Regions from separate parts of the Mus musculus genome. Here all the other regions are linked to region 1. Evidence: chromatin loops called from intact Hi-C (ENCODE). Cell type or tissue: left cerebral cortex. All regions are shown on one strand. Each heading gives the region's core, and the rest is flanking DNA. Links, peaks and the distances in the headings are about the cores only.

Region 1 (4,095 bases), core at 937-3,436:
TGAGGGCCTGGGGAAATGGCTCAGTCATTAAAACCACAAATTGCTCTTGCAGAGGAGCTGAGATGGTGGCTCCCAACCATCTGTAACTCGAGTCCCAGGACATCTTCCCTCTTCTAGCCTCCATGGGCACCAGGAAGCATTTGCTGCACAGACAAAAGACTCATATGCATAAATAATATATTTTTTTAAAGAAATGGGGTTAAGATCTGTACAAAGTCTCATGTCTGTAGTTCCAGTACTCAGGAGGATGAAGGAGGGTTACCATGGCTAGGCTACATAGTTCTAGGCTATTCTGAGCTACAATGTGAAACCATGTCTAAAAAAGAATGGAATTATTCCTAAGAAAAGGAGAAATAATTCCATTGGTTGAGAAGAATACAGTACTAGAATTTGGGATCCCAGCAAAGTTGGTTTGATAGCAACATACCTAATACAGTTAGGAGGATCAAAAAAAAAAAAAAATGTAGAGAAGTAGGAGTCATCTTAAAGATCAGTAGCTGTGCTGGCTGGTTTTGTGCAAACCTGACACCAGAAAGAGTCATTTTGGAAGAGGGAATTTCCATTGAGGAAAAACACCCCAGCAGTCTGACCTGTGTGTGCGCAAGTTTATGGGGCATTTTCTTGGCTGATGGTTGATGTGGAAGGGCCTGGCTCACTGTAAGCAGTTGTATTAAAAAGCGAGGAGGGACAAGCCAGAAAGCACAGTTCCTGCTTCCCTAGGTAATGAGCTGTAGGCTATCAGATGAAACAAACCCTCTCTTACCCAAGTTACTTTTGGTCATGGATTTTTATCACAGCAATTGAAACGCCAAGACTGAAGTAAACCAAGTGAACGGAAGTTTCTTCTATAGAGCAGCATACTTACCACACTGAGACAAGACTTAATGTAATCCTTGGGTGTTCTCTGTGCTTCAGAATTTCCTCATCAATAAAAACTGGATTCGTAAAAAATAACCTGTCCGGAAGAGGTGTGGTACCAAGAAAACACATACAACGCTTGGCACAGTCCCAACTCAATGATCCTTTCACTGTCTTAAAGTCATGGGTTACCATAGCGATTTGGTCCCTCCCATTCCCTTCATCCATTGTCAAGCCAGACCTGCCAATATATTTAAATTGTATTCGGGAGAGAGCCGAATCCACAGCCTTCAACTACCCGGTTACCTTCTGGTTACTTTTAGCTCTTAGGGCGTAGGATTTTTTTTTCTTTTCAATTTAAATATTTATTTGTTTGTATATGGGAATCGGGGAGGACACCAGGAGCATGTGTGGAGGTCTGGTGTCAAAGGACAACTTTTGGCTGTTCATTCTCTCCTTCCACCAAGTGAGGACCCGGGGATCGAACTCAACATCTTAGACTTAGATTAGGATTGTTTTAGAAATGGGAAGGAAAGAGCAGCGGGTGAGGGTGGGAGCTTGCCATCTATTCGCACCAAAAAGAAGGCGCCCACACAGCTAGGGACAAATGACAGGGAGCAGCCCTCAGGGATTTCAGTTAGGTCCCTCCCCGCAACTCTCATTCTCTCCTCCAAGAGTTCTCTTCCGAAAGCTTCCTGAGAGGGTAAGTTTATGGTGTGGTGGCTCAGGTTATCCTGAAGGCCAAGCCCTTTCTGCGACAAAGCGGGATGTCACAGGCGTGCAGCAGCCTGGATGAGGGGGTCCGGGTCTAGTACCGCCGAAACGTAGGCACTTTGGACCAGGGATGGACTAGGGCTCTCAGGAAAAGGCTGCTATGTGGGACAGGAACAGCACTGAAAAGAGCATGCAGCACGGAGCTAAGCCGCCTTGCGCTCAGGGTTCAGAATTCGAATCGTGGAGCTGGACGTGGAGTCTACTAGTCCCAGGCTACCAGCAACTGAGCAGTAAAAATGCCGGGGGTCCATGGGGAAAATATTCCTTGAAAGAGCCCCCGCCTCTGGATGGCTGATTAGCCAATCGCATCTCGGGGCGGGGCCTCGGAGAGTAGTTACAGCCAATCGGAGTTCAGGGGGCGGGGCCTGGTCCCGGGCGCGCGCTGTGGCGGGGTCGCCCTGGGCAGAGATCTTGGAGCTACGGTAGGGAGCCGCTGAGGCGAACCGCTGAAGGGAACCTTCCCAGCATGGACGACCCCGCGGCACCGGGGCCCGCCGGCTCTCCTGCTAATGACAACGGCAACGGGAACGGCAATGGGAACGGGAACGGCAACGGCGGCAAAGGGAAGCCGGCCGTGCCCAAGGGCAGGGAAACGTTCCGCAACCAGCGGCGGGAGTCGGAGGTGAGGAACCCGGAGGTATCCGCCAGCGGGAAGCGGCGGCTGAGGTGGAGCGGCCCTCAGCCCGGTCCCTTCCCGCTGCGGGTCGCCCGCTTTCTTGCCTTGGCCTGCGGTTTTCCTAACCGGCGCGAAGAGCGTAACAGATACTTTCCAGATACTTGACAGCTGCCGCCCGGTGAAGCCGGAATTTGGATCCCGGTGTACCGATGGGGAACCAGCGCATAGAGGTGCAGGGACTGGACGGAGGGGCGGGAGCCCGAGCTCTGCCGCGGGAGGGGAGGGTGGGCTGGCGGGCAGCACGCCCTCCCTCTTCACACTGCAGCAACTGGCACTGGACTGGACCAGACCAGCCTGGAGCACCAGCCTTCCCCTTGCTATATCTCCTGCCCTCGGGTGATGGCGGTGGCTTAGGGAGCGCCTTCCGCGAACAGCTCGCCCCTTTTCTAGGAGGGTTGAAAGACAGGATTCAAGCTGGGATAGGACCAGGGCGACGTTTGAGAGTAGCAGTCCCAGGATGCAGCTAATGGGATGGCTATTTAAATATCTTCCACCTTTTCTTAGGAAAAAAACAAAACCAAAACCAAAAAAAACTAACTTGGGACATGGAAAGGAATGAATTATTATTATTCCCCTACATTTTATCTAGCCATATTCCATCTATCAACCAAGAGCAAAACTGCATACAAGCAGGGACTCAGGGGGAACGAAATGTATGTGGAAGGGGATGTGAAGGTCATCTGGTTTAGCCTTTATTTGATTCGATTTCATCTGGATTTAATTATTTGAGACAGCCCATGGCAACGTCTATTGACAACTTGCCCTGGCTGGGCTTGAACTCACTGTGTAACTGAGGAGAGCTTTGATCCTCCTGCCTCTGTTTTTCAGGTGTTAGGATTACAAAATATGCTACCACAGTGAGCCTAACCTTTCATTTTACTACGTAGAAGCCACGGAGTTGGGGGGATGTGGCTCAGTGATGGAGTGCTTGTGTAGCTTACACAAGACTCTAAATTGATCCCCAGCAGCAGAAAAGGGGTCTGGTCATCTAGAGACAAAAGGTAAAAGAGATAAAACCAACTCTCCTGAGATCAGACACTTGGCTGACAGTGAATGGCCAAAACCACCAAGTTTCAGTGTCTGTCTGGCCAATTGTCTGTCTGTCTGTTTCAGTACCTCCATTTATTATCTGTGTGGCTTTAGGCAAATTAACTAACCTAGTTTCTTTTGTAAAACAGTTACCACTGAATAACTCAGAAGGTTGAGATAATCGAACACAAAGCCTTTTAAACAGTTCATATAATTAATTGGTCAGTACTTATAACTGTCATCATTCTCGTTAAGGGGCAGAGGGAGTCCTAGTCTGTGGTGATTCATTTAAATAGTATTTCACAGTTTCCAAAGTGATCAATCTGTCTATTTGGTTATTTGTTGTACAGAGACCAACACTAGCATATACACTGCCATTAAGCTCTCACCCCCGTCTCCTAGTTCCTAAAAGGTAAATGGAGCAGGGGAAACTGCCCCCAAAGTCACCATCTTGTACAGACAGGGTTTCTTTGTAGGGATTTTCTTTTAAAAGTGCCTTATACCTCCTTCCTCAAGAGAGACATTGGTGTGTTTTTCGATGAAGGAAAAGTTTAATCTTGGCTCATGGTTTCAGAGGACTATTGTGGTGGTGAGGCCATGTTGGAGGACAGCTCAAAACGGAGGAAGTGAAACATTGTTCTTGATCAAATATTTTGAGGGGCTAGCAATGAAGTTACAAGATGTTAATGATATATCAGTGAATAAGGCAGAAGGGTCTTTGCCCTTCTAGAGCAAGCATTCCAGGAAAGGTGGGGAGA
Region 2 (4,095 bases), core at 661-3,160, 160 kb after region 1:
CATACTTCCCTTCCATAGCCTTCTAAACAAGGCATAGAAAGCTTTGGCGACCCATGTTTATTTCCCTTTCTATCTTTTTCTTGAAGCAGGGTCTTACTATGTAGCTCTAGCTGGTTGGAACTCATAGAGATCTACATGCCTTTGCCTCCTGAGGGCTGGTATTAAAGGCCTGTGCTACGCACTGTACTTGACAAAAAATACATCTTCCTAATTCTTTTTATCATTGTCACCTATTTCATTGGGGGTTCTGTGCCAGATACTGGCTGTAAGCGGTGCTGCAGTACTGAGAGTAGAAGAGTGCTTCCCCTCTGACAGGTGGGTGAGCATTAGCCACATTTTTGTGTAGTAAGTTGCTTAAAGAATCTGGTGTGAAAGATTGAACACAGAGGGCTGTGTTGGCTTTGGTTACAAACTCCCTCAGTGTCTGCTGTCTGGGTGTTCATTGTCACCTCTGTCCCATGCCATGTGCTTTCTCAAGCTGTAGCACTTTTCTGTCATTCTGGAGCCTAAAGACTGTGTCCTTCACACTGCCTGACAGCCCTGTCCTCACGGCGTTGCTTTACTTAGCCCTTGACGGTTCTTGCTAGAATGCGACTGTTCCTTTTTAAAAAATGGCACTGCCTACTTTCTTATTGACTCAGCCTTTCAGTAGGTACTTTAATAAAAGTTGTTATAGGGCCTAGAGAAATGAAACAGTTTAGCAGTAGGAGAATTCCAGAGGACTAGATTTTGGTTTCCGGTACCCACAACAGATGCCTCACTTGGAACTGTAGTTTCAGGGGTTGGTTCTGACACCACCCCTGTGACCTCTGTGGGCACCAGCATACACATGCATATTCATGTGTACACATACACATGATTTTAAAACTATTATAATCTAGAGGTTTAAGCCTTTGTGTGGTATGTAAGATCTTTATAGGAAATAAAGGCTTTTGATTTTGTATCCTTACCCCCGTCCCCAGGCATCTCCCTTCCTGGGGCATCAAGTCTACAGAATTAGGTCATCCTCTCTCACTGAGGCCAGACATATGTGCTGGGGGACCCTGGACCAGCCCATGAGACAATGATATAGTGGTCTATAATTAGAAGCAAGTCGGGCTGGTGAGATGGCTCAGTGGGTAAGAGCACCCGACTGCTCTTCCGAAGGTCCGGAGTTCAGGTCCCAGCAACCACATGGTGGCTCACAACCATCCGTAACGAGATCTGACTCCCTCTTCTGGAGTGTCTGAAGACAGCTACAGTGTACTTACATATAATAATAAATAAAAAATCTTTAAAAAAAAAAAAGAAGCAAGTCCTTTCAAAATAAAAATAGAATGTAGACTGCCCCATTCATTATAGAAGCTAAAAACCACATTAACATAAACATTATTAAAGTTAAATTGACTTGAAACCTTTAATCCTTAAGTCACAATAGTCACATTTCAATATGGTCAATGGCTTCAGGTATGTAGTGGCTGTTAACCTTGTACATGACAGGTCAAAAATGTCACTGCTGAAAGTTCTGTTAGTTGGCAAAGTCTAGAGCCTACAAAAGAGTAGGCATGTCTTTAAAGCATTTGGTGAAGTGGATTAGCCTAACTGGTCGTTATTTAAAGATTTAAATGTGTTTATTTACTTTCTGTGTAGAAATGGTTTTGCCTGCACATATGAATGTGTGCTATGTGCGTGCCTATTGGATCCCCTGAAACTGGGGTGAGCTACTAGGAATCTAACCTGAGTCCTCTGCACGGCACCAAATGCTCTTCACCAGTGAGCCATCTCTCTAGCCCTAACTATTCTTTTCTGTGGAGGTGTGTTCTAGTTGAACATTTTAAGGACTTGGCCTTCCCTGTGTATTCTCCACACTTCACTTTTTCCTTTGGTTGTGGCACCATCTAGTGCTTACACTTTGAAGCAATGCAGTCTTGGAATGTTCTGATTTTCATTTGGTTACAGTCAAAGAGCCCTAAAACAATTTTGCAAGTCTCTTTCCTTCCTTCCCACCATCCCCACCCCCACTTCTTCCTCTCGTGCTTTCCCTCCCTGTCTGTATATTTTACCATTCTCCAAAGGACCCAAGATTTAAAAACAGCAACTGAAGACTTGCTTTTTGATATAGGTCTCTGTATGTGTGGTCAAAACTCTTAAAGTGATCTGTAAGCATTATTTCTTCTTTAAAAGGAAAGAAGTATAGTATAACTTGAGGCAGCTTTATACCTGCAGTTATGTGTGAACTTGTGAATCATTGCATGCACACCCCATTGGTGAGTATGAGCAACTCATTTGGGCTTCACGACAATTCTATCTGTTCTCCACCTATATATGATGAAACTAGAGCAAAGACACCAAATGAAACTTGTGTAATATGTTAGTAAGTGCCAGAGCCACTACTGTGGCTTCAGAGTGTACTCATAGCCACCATATTGGAGCAGTGAGGCTCTGTGTTGAAGTGGCTATGAGGTGGATAGAGAGAAGACTGTCCAGATCTTGGGGCCCGTGTCTAAGAAGCAGTAGTCGTAGTCATTGTCGTTGTTGTTGTCCTAGTAGTACCAGCACTAGTAATAATAGAACTATGAGTACTGACCACCCAGGAGAATGTGGTCACTACCTGTCAGTGATTTTCAGTATAGGATAGGTAGGCATGGCAGCCCTCACCCCATGGTTTTGTTTCTTATGGTTTCAGTTACCCCTGGTCTAAAGCACTAAAGGGAAAATTACAGGAGTAAGTGATCTGCATGGAACTTGTGACTTACATAATGACCTGAGCAGAGTGAATGTTGACTGCAGCCCTCCTTGCCATCTCCCCAGATGCACCAGTCATCCTTTGCCTGCGTGCTGTGTAGGCTGACTTCTTATTGGTCACTTGCTAACCTTAAATCCCACACTTACTCCTGTAATTTTCCCTTTAGTACTTTATACCACACTGACTCCCTGTGAGTAAGTTCCACTATTCCATTCCTGTCTGCTCCTTTTCTAATAATTATATGGTAATATTAATCCATCTCATCTGCAGCTTTCTTCATCTTGAAGGTTGGGCTGCATTGCTCCTGCCTACTTTCTCGCCTCTCCCCCTCGCTTGCTGCTTTGTCAGCTCTGTATTCACCTCTATGTTCTGTTTGGTAGCATTAGGGTTTGGGTGCTATGGTGCTGATTGGTTTTGTTTGCTTTGGTTTGGTTTTGATTTTTTGACACAGTTTCTCTGTAACCCTGGCTGTCCTGGAACTCACTCTGTAAACCAGGTTGGCCTCAAATGCACAGATCTGCCTGCCTTTCTTTGCCTCTCTAGTCCTGGAACTAAAAGCATGTGCCACTGCCACCTGACTTCATTAGTTCTTCTAATTATAAAAATTATATTTATATTTTTTATGTGTGCACATGCCATGGTGTAAATATCAGAAGACAACTTGCAGGAGCCCTCTGAATTCAGGTTGTCAGGCTTGGTGGCAAATACCTTTTACCCACCGAGCATCTTATCTATCTATCTATCTATCTATCTATCTATCTATCTATCTATCTATCTATGATTGTATAATTTAGGTCTGGAAGATTTCATTGACTTTTGAGCATGAGTTCTAACTTAGTGAAGAATTTTAGGTTCCAGATGTATCTAGGAGTGTAACTTGAGCCTCTTTTCCCTGTGGGCACCGCTTGGACTGATTTTTAGACCATTCTTGCTGATTACCCTTTTTCTTTTGAAATGATAATGCTATTGATTAGACTAATGCTCTCTTTTATACTTTGTTATGCTTTGATTAGATTTCCTGGCCTGATCTTCTTTCTCCTTGATTTTTAAATACTCTTCACTTAATCTCATCCATTATGTGTGGATTAGACTGAATTTAAGCCCCTTGATGGGCTCCTCCAAATTCCAGCAGCTCCCTAGGTACTTCATAGAGGTCATGTCAGCAGGGTGCTGGAAACTAAGACAGTCCTGCTGTGTTCTCTGCCACTGCTCCCTGGTTCTGCAGGGGAAAAGCAGACACTCGCAACCTCTTACAGTTTGGTAATAGAGAGTTTCTTTCATTCATTCATTCACTCATTCATATTTTTGAGGTAATGTCTCATTTTATATACACCAGTGATTCTCAACCTTCCTAATGCTTCAACCCTTAG
Region 3 (4,095 bases), core at 661-3,160, 64 kb before region 1:
TATTTCAGCCAAATTTTGGAGAATTTGAATAAGTGAGGGTGAAGGTGGTAAAGGTACTAAACACATTTTGCTTGAGTAGAGGCCTGAGGTAGGAAAGGGCGTGGCTAATGAGGTGTCATTAAGGCCTCAGTATATGTTCTCTTCCCAAAGCCTCTATCAAACTGGGAGATGGCAGTTTTATTTCATTTTTAGATTGGAAAGCTGGTGGGATAGTGAGGGTAAGTCGTGGCAGCATCTCACTCAAGATTGTCTGATTACAAAACCAGCCTGCTCATGGCTGCCACCCATGTGGTCTTCACCACAGGAGATAGCAGGTAATACAACTCACAGGCTCTAGGCCGCTAGCTAGTCAGTTATTGATGTTCTGCCTTCCCTGGCATCTTCCAGCTACTCTTCCTAGGTATTACAATCCTTCCCTGTGTTCCATACCCAAAGGATTCATTCTTTTAAACTGTGAAGCCTAAGTGGGGGAAGCCTGTAATCATAATTATAGTATGATTATTAGCGTCAAAGAAATGAAGCTTGCATCAGAGATTAGCATAGTGCTGGGCTGGCAAGGCAGCTCACCAGCTGACCTCTGACCTCCACACACGGACTTTGGCAAATACTCCCCTACACACATCTTTTACACACATAGCAATAATGAATGTTTTTCCTTCAGGTGGGATCTCACTATGTAGCCCCAGCTGGCTTGGAACTCACTCTGTAAGTAGACCAAGCTGGCCTCACACTCAGAGATCTGCCTGCCTCTGCTTCCCGAGTGCTAGGATGATAAGCATGTGTCACCATGACTAGCATTAATTTCTTACGAGTCCCTGGTGTTTCAGGTCTATGTTATTGGGCTTCCTATGGCAGGGACTGAACCTACATACAGCCTTGCACACAGTGGACAACTGCTTTATTCCTTGGCATCTCTCAGCCCTTTTGTGGTACTCTTGTTTTCTTGAATCTGGCCTCATACTCACTATGTTACTGAGAATAAATAACCTTCAACTCCTGATCGTCTTGCCTTCATCTCCTAACACTGGGATTGTAGGAATGTACCACTAGGTCTAACATCTCTCTGGTCTCCTCCTCCTCCTTCTTCTTCCTCCTCTTCCTTTTCTTTCTTTCTTTTTTTTTTTTTAAGATTTATTTATTATATGTAAGTACACTGTAGCTGTCTTTAGACAACCCAAAAGAGGGCATCAGATCTCTTCATAGGTGGTTGTGAGCCACCATGTGGTTGCTGGGATTTGAACTCAGGACCTTCGGAAGAGCAGTTGGTGCTCTTAACTCTGAGCCATCTCTCTAGCCCTTCTCTTATTTTTCAAGACAGGCTCTCACTGTGTAGACCAAGGTGGTCTGGAAGTCATAGAGATCTGTCTGCCTTTGTTTCCATGCCCTATGTTCCCAGCCTCTTACTGGATAGATAACATCCTCTCGAACTAAGCAGATAGATCTGCTTTGTGTATATAGATAGATAGATAGATAGATAGATAGATAGATAGATATAGATATAGATATGTATATCAATCACATTTTTTCAAGTTACGTTTTCTTTACAAATTTCAGAAATGTGCAGAAAAGAGGAAGCTTATATGGGGGAACATAATGCAGAAACAACTGGGATCCTTTCTAATCAGATGGTTTACATAGGAAAGGATACTGTGTTGGCATCCTGTTTCATCCTGACCCCAGACCCATGAGGGAAAATCAGCATTGGACTTTCTCGGCACTTGTCTGAGACCCCTGGGTCTCCTGTATGCCCTCACTGGGACCGGGATTTGGGGAGGTGGGGGTGTGTGGGAAGGGCTGGCGAGCAGTTCTGTCTAGCCTCTGTGAAACATTCCAGTCAGCATTGTGCTGTTTCTATAACAAAGGCCCCTTAGACCTTCTTGTGCCATCCCTCAGGGAGCCAGCAGAGGGAGCTGTGGTCCCAGAACTTTTTTCAGCATTACAAGTTTTAGCTTTGGGAAGAAAAAAACCAAACATCTTTCCTGACTTCATCTGAACTCCGATGCAATAAGAATTTAACTTGAGATAGGTGGTGGTGCCAGCCCCCTGGTGGGAGCAGACCAGGAGCTTCTCTAGCTGCTTGAACTTGAAAGCCATAAAGAACTCCGATTTCAAGGAAACGCCTGTTTACTGTACTGATCCAAATCAGCAGCTCTCAAGAAAGGGGAGTGCCTTCTTGACCTCGATCTTTATTGATCTTGGTATCAGCACTTGCAGTGACGTGTCCTGAGGGGGCGGGAGAAAGTTAACTAGGGCCTTATACTCAGAAGAAAGCCAGCCTGTTGCTGAAGGAAGTCTGCACAGAGGCGATGGTCTAGAGTGCCCTATAGGCACTGCAGTGCAGAGCTTTGCATCCGCTCTGATTCCGAGTAGTAGGCAGAGGTTTTGAGGCTGGCTGGTAAGAGATTCGCCAGGTGGTTGGCTCAGAATCTTGATCTGAACAGGAAGCTTCTGTGAAAAGAGATAAGAGCTTCTTTTAACCCCTGACCCCCGAGTCACTGGGCCTGTGGTGTTCTCTGTGGTCTTCAGGTAACCCTGGCCTTTGCAGACCAGCTTTCCATTTTGCTTCAGGACATCCCTTAGCCAAGCCTGCACTATGGAGAAGTGGGACGGTAATGAGGGCACCTCCGCTTTCCACATGCCTGAGTGGATGGTGAGTTCTGCTGCTTTCTCCTTCTGCTGCTTCTGACAGGACAAGGACCACTGCTGGGATCTAGGCTGGGCAAACAGCCACTATCTTCTGATTACCTCCTGTGCACTGGGTCTCTCCTGTGTGGTAATTGCCAGAGAGTCTAGGGAAGGGGAGGTAAAAGCAGGTAGGCCGGAGCAGCGGACTGCCCGGTGGTGGGTGCTGACCTACTATGCTGATTGATGTACTGAGCAGATGGATTGTTCTTTGATTGTTTTGTATTCTCTTTAAAGTTAATGTTAAGTTGTGCTTCGTGGGTATAAAATAAAAAAGAATATGGGTAAAGGAAGACACAAAACTAGAACTTATAAAATGTTACATTCTCCAGTATCTAGAAAATCTAACCATTTCTCCCTTCCCTGTCTTTTTTAGTCAGCTCCTTGTAGCAAGTGTATTGCTACAAGGCAAGAGTTTTACTTCTCTTCATACAGTGTTCCCAGATACCATATTTGCCTGATAAATAGTTTTAGTAAAATAATTTTAAGTTGATATTTGTTAATAAGAACTAGCACATAAAACCAACCTTGTGAAGCATGGTGGCACAGGCCTGTCATCCCAGCACTTGCAGGGTAGCAGCGGAAACTCAGGAGTTCAAGCCCAGCCTTAGCGACATAGTGAGTTTGAAGCCAGCCTGGACTCTAGCTGGTCCTATCTCAAAAACAAAGAGTGGCAAGTCGGCTGTTGATTTAAAAACTCTCTTAATTACATTTTGTTATGAGGGGAGGTGTTCACTGTCACAACACACATTTGTAAGTCAGAGGACAACTTGCAGGAGTCAGTTCTCCCTTCTGGGAAATATATCTAGTTCGGCTGCAGGGGTTTCTGTTCGATGATCTATCACCAGTCCCTTAACTGTTGATTTGAAAAAACTCCTTAGTGTCCTGACTGGTTTCTTATAACTCCTTGGACTTCTTGGACCCTGTCTATGTATTTCCCTATTATAAACTTGTTAAACTTTTATAATGCATTCTAAATTCTCTTTAGTTTATAGAGTTAGGGACTTAAAGAGATAACTATTAAAATAATAAGATTAAGTATATAGCAGATGTAACAAAGGCACAGTAGAAAATTCTACCTGTATATTGTGATTGTGAGGCTAGCCTGGGCTCTAGCTGGTCCTATCTCAGAACAAATGGTGACAATTTGTCATTTAAAAAAGAGATTTGCTTCTTTCACATCTGTGTGTGTGCCTGCTTGTCTGTATGCTCACCTCAGGTTTGCAGGTGCCAGCTGATTCCAGGAAAGGATGACAGATCCCCAGGACCTAGAGGTATAGGCTGTTGCGAGCTATCTTATGTGAATGCTGGAAATTGAACCCAGGGCCTCTGAGAGAGCAGCAGGTATTCTTAACCACTGAGCCATTTCTCCAGCCTATGTATGTCATTTTTATAGATGCTATTGGTATTGTT

What was found. Hi-C counts contacts between places; a loop is a spot of excess contacts. Peaks named below come from ENCODE experiments on the same cell type or tissue, not always from the same donor. Only the 100,000 strongest peaks of a DNase experiment are listed, where the experiment ranks them.
Region 2: it touches region 1 in a loop (2.9-fold over the local background); 7 of 42 quality-filtered maps call a loop at or near these places.
Region 3: it touches region 1 in a loop (2.2-fold over the local background); 5 of 42 quality-filtered maps call a loop at or near these places.

What each region holds. Positions count from the first base shown.
Region 1 is chr6:29,914,977-29,919,071 of GRCm38, forward strand. Strip2 (striatin interacting protein 2) reads left to right here and starts at 2,037. Exons shown (of 21, transcript NM_177204.3): 1 at 2,037-2,254. The coding sequence starts at 2,099. In left cerebral cortex, for the core only: no CTCF peak of the experiment used is centred there; DNase peaks (open chromatin) are centred at 1,988 and 2,611; H3K4me3 peaks cover 1,518 bases.
Region 2 is chr6:30,079,672-30,083,766 of GRCm38, forward strand. The region is part of intron 1 of Nrf1 (nuclear respiratory factor 1); the gene reads left to right. Among named protein-coding and RNA genes, the nearest start is that of Nrf1, 34 kb to the left of the region's middle. In left cerebral cortex, for the core only: a CTCF peak has its summit at 1,884 (motif pointing left); a DNase peak (open chromatin) is centred at 1,850.
Region 3 is chr6:29,851,490-29,855,584 of GRCm38, forward strand. The region is part of intron 1 of Ahcyl2 (S-adenosylhomocysteine hydrolase-like 2); the gene reads left to right. Among named protein-coding and RNA genes, the nearest start is that of Strip2, 63 kb to the right of the region's middle. In left cerebral cortex, for the core only: a CTCF peak has its summit at 1,903 (motif pointing right); a DNase peak (open chromatin) is centred at 1,907.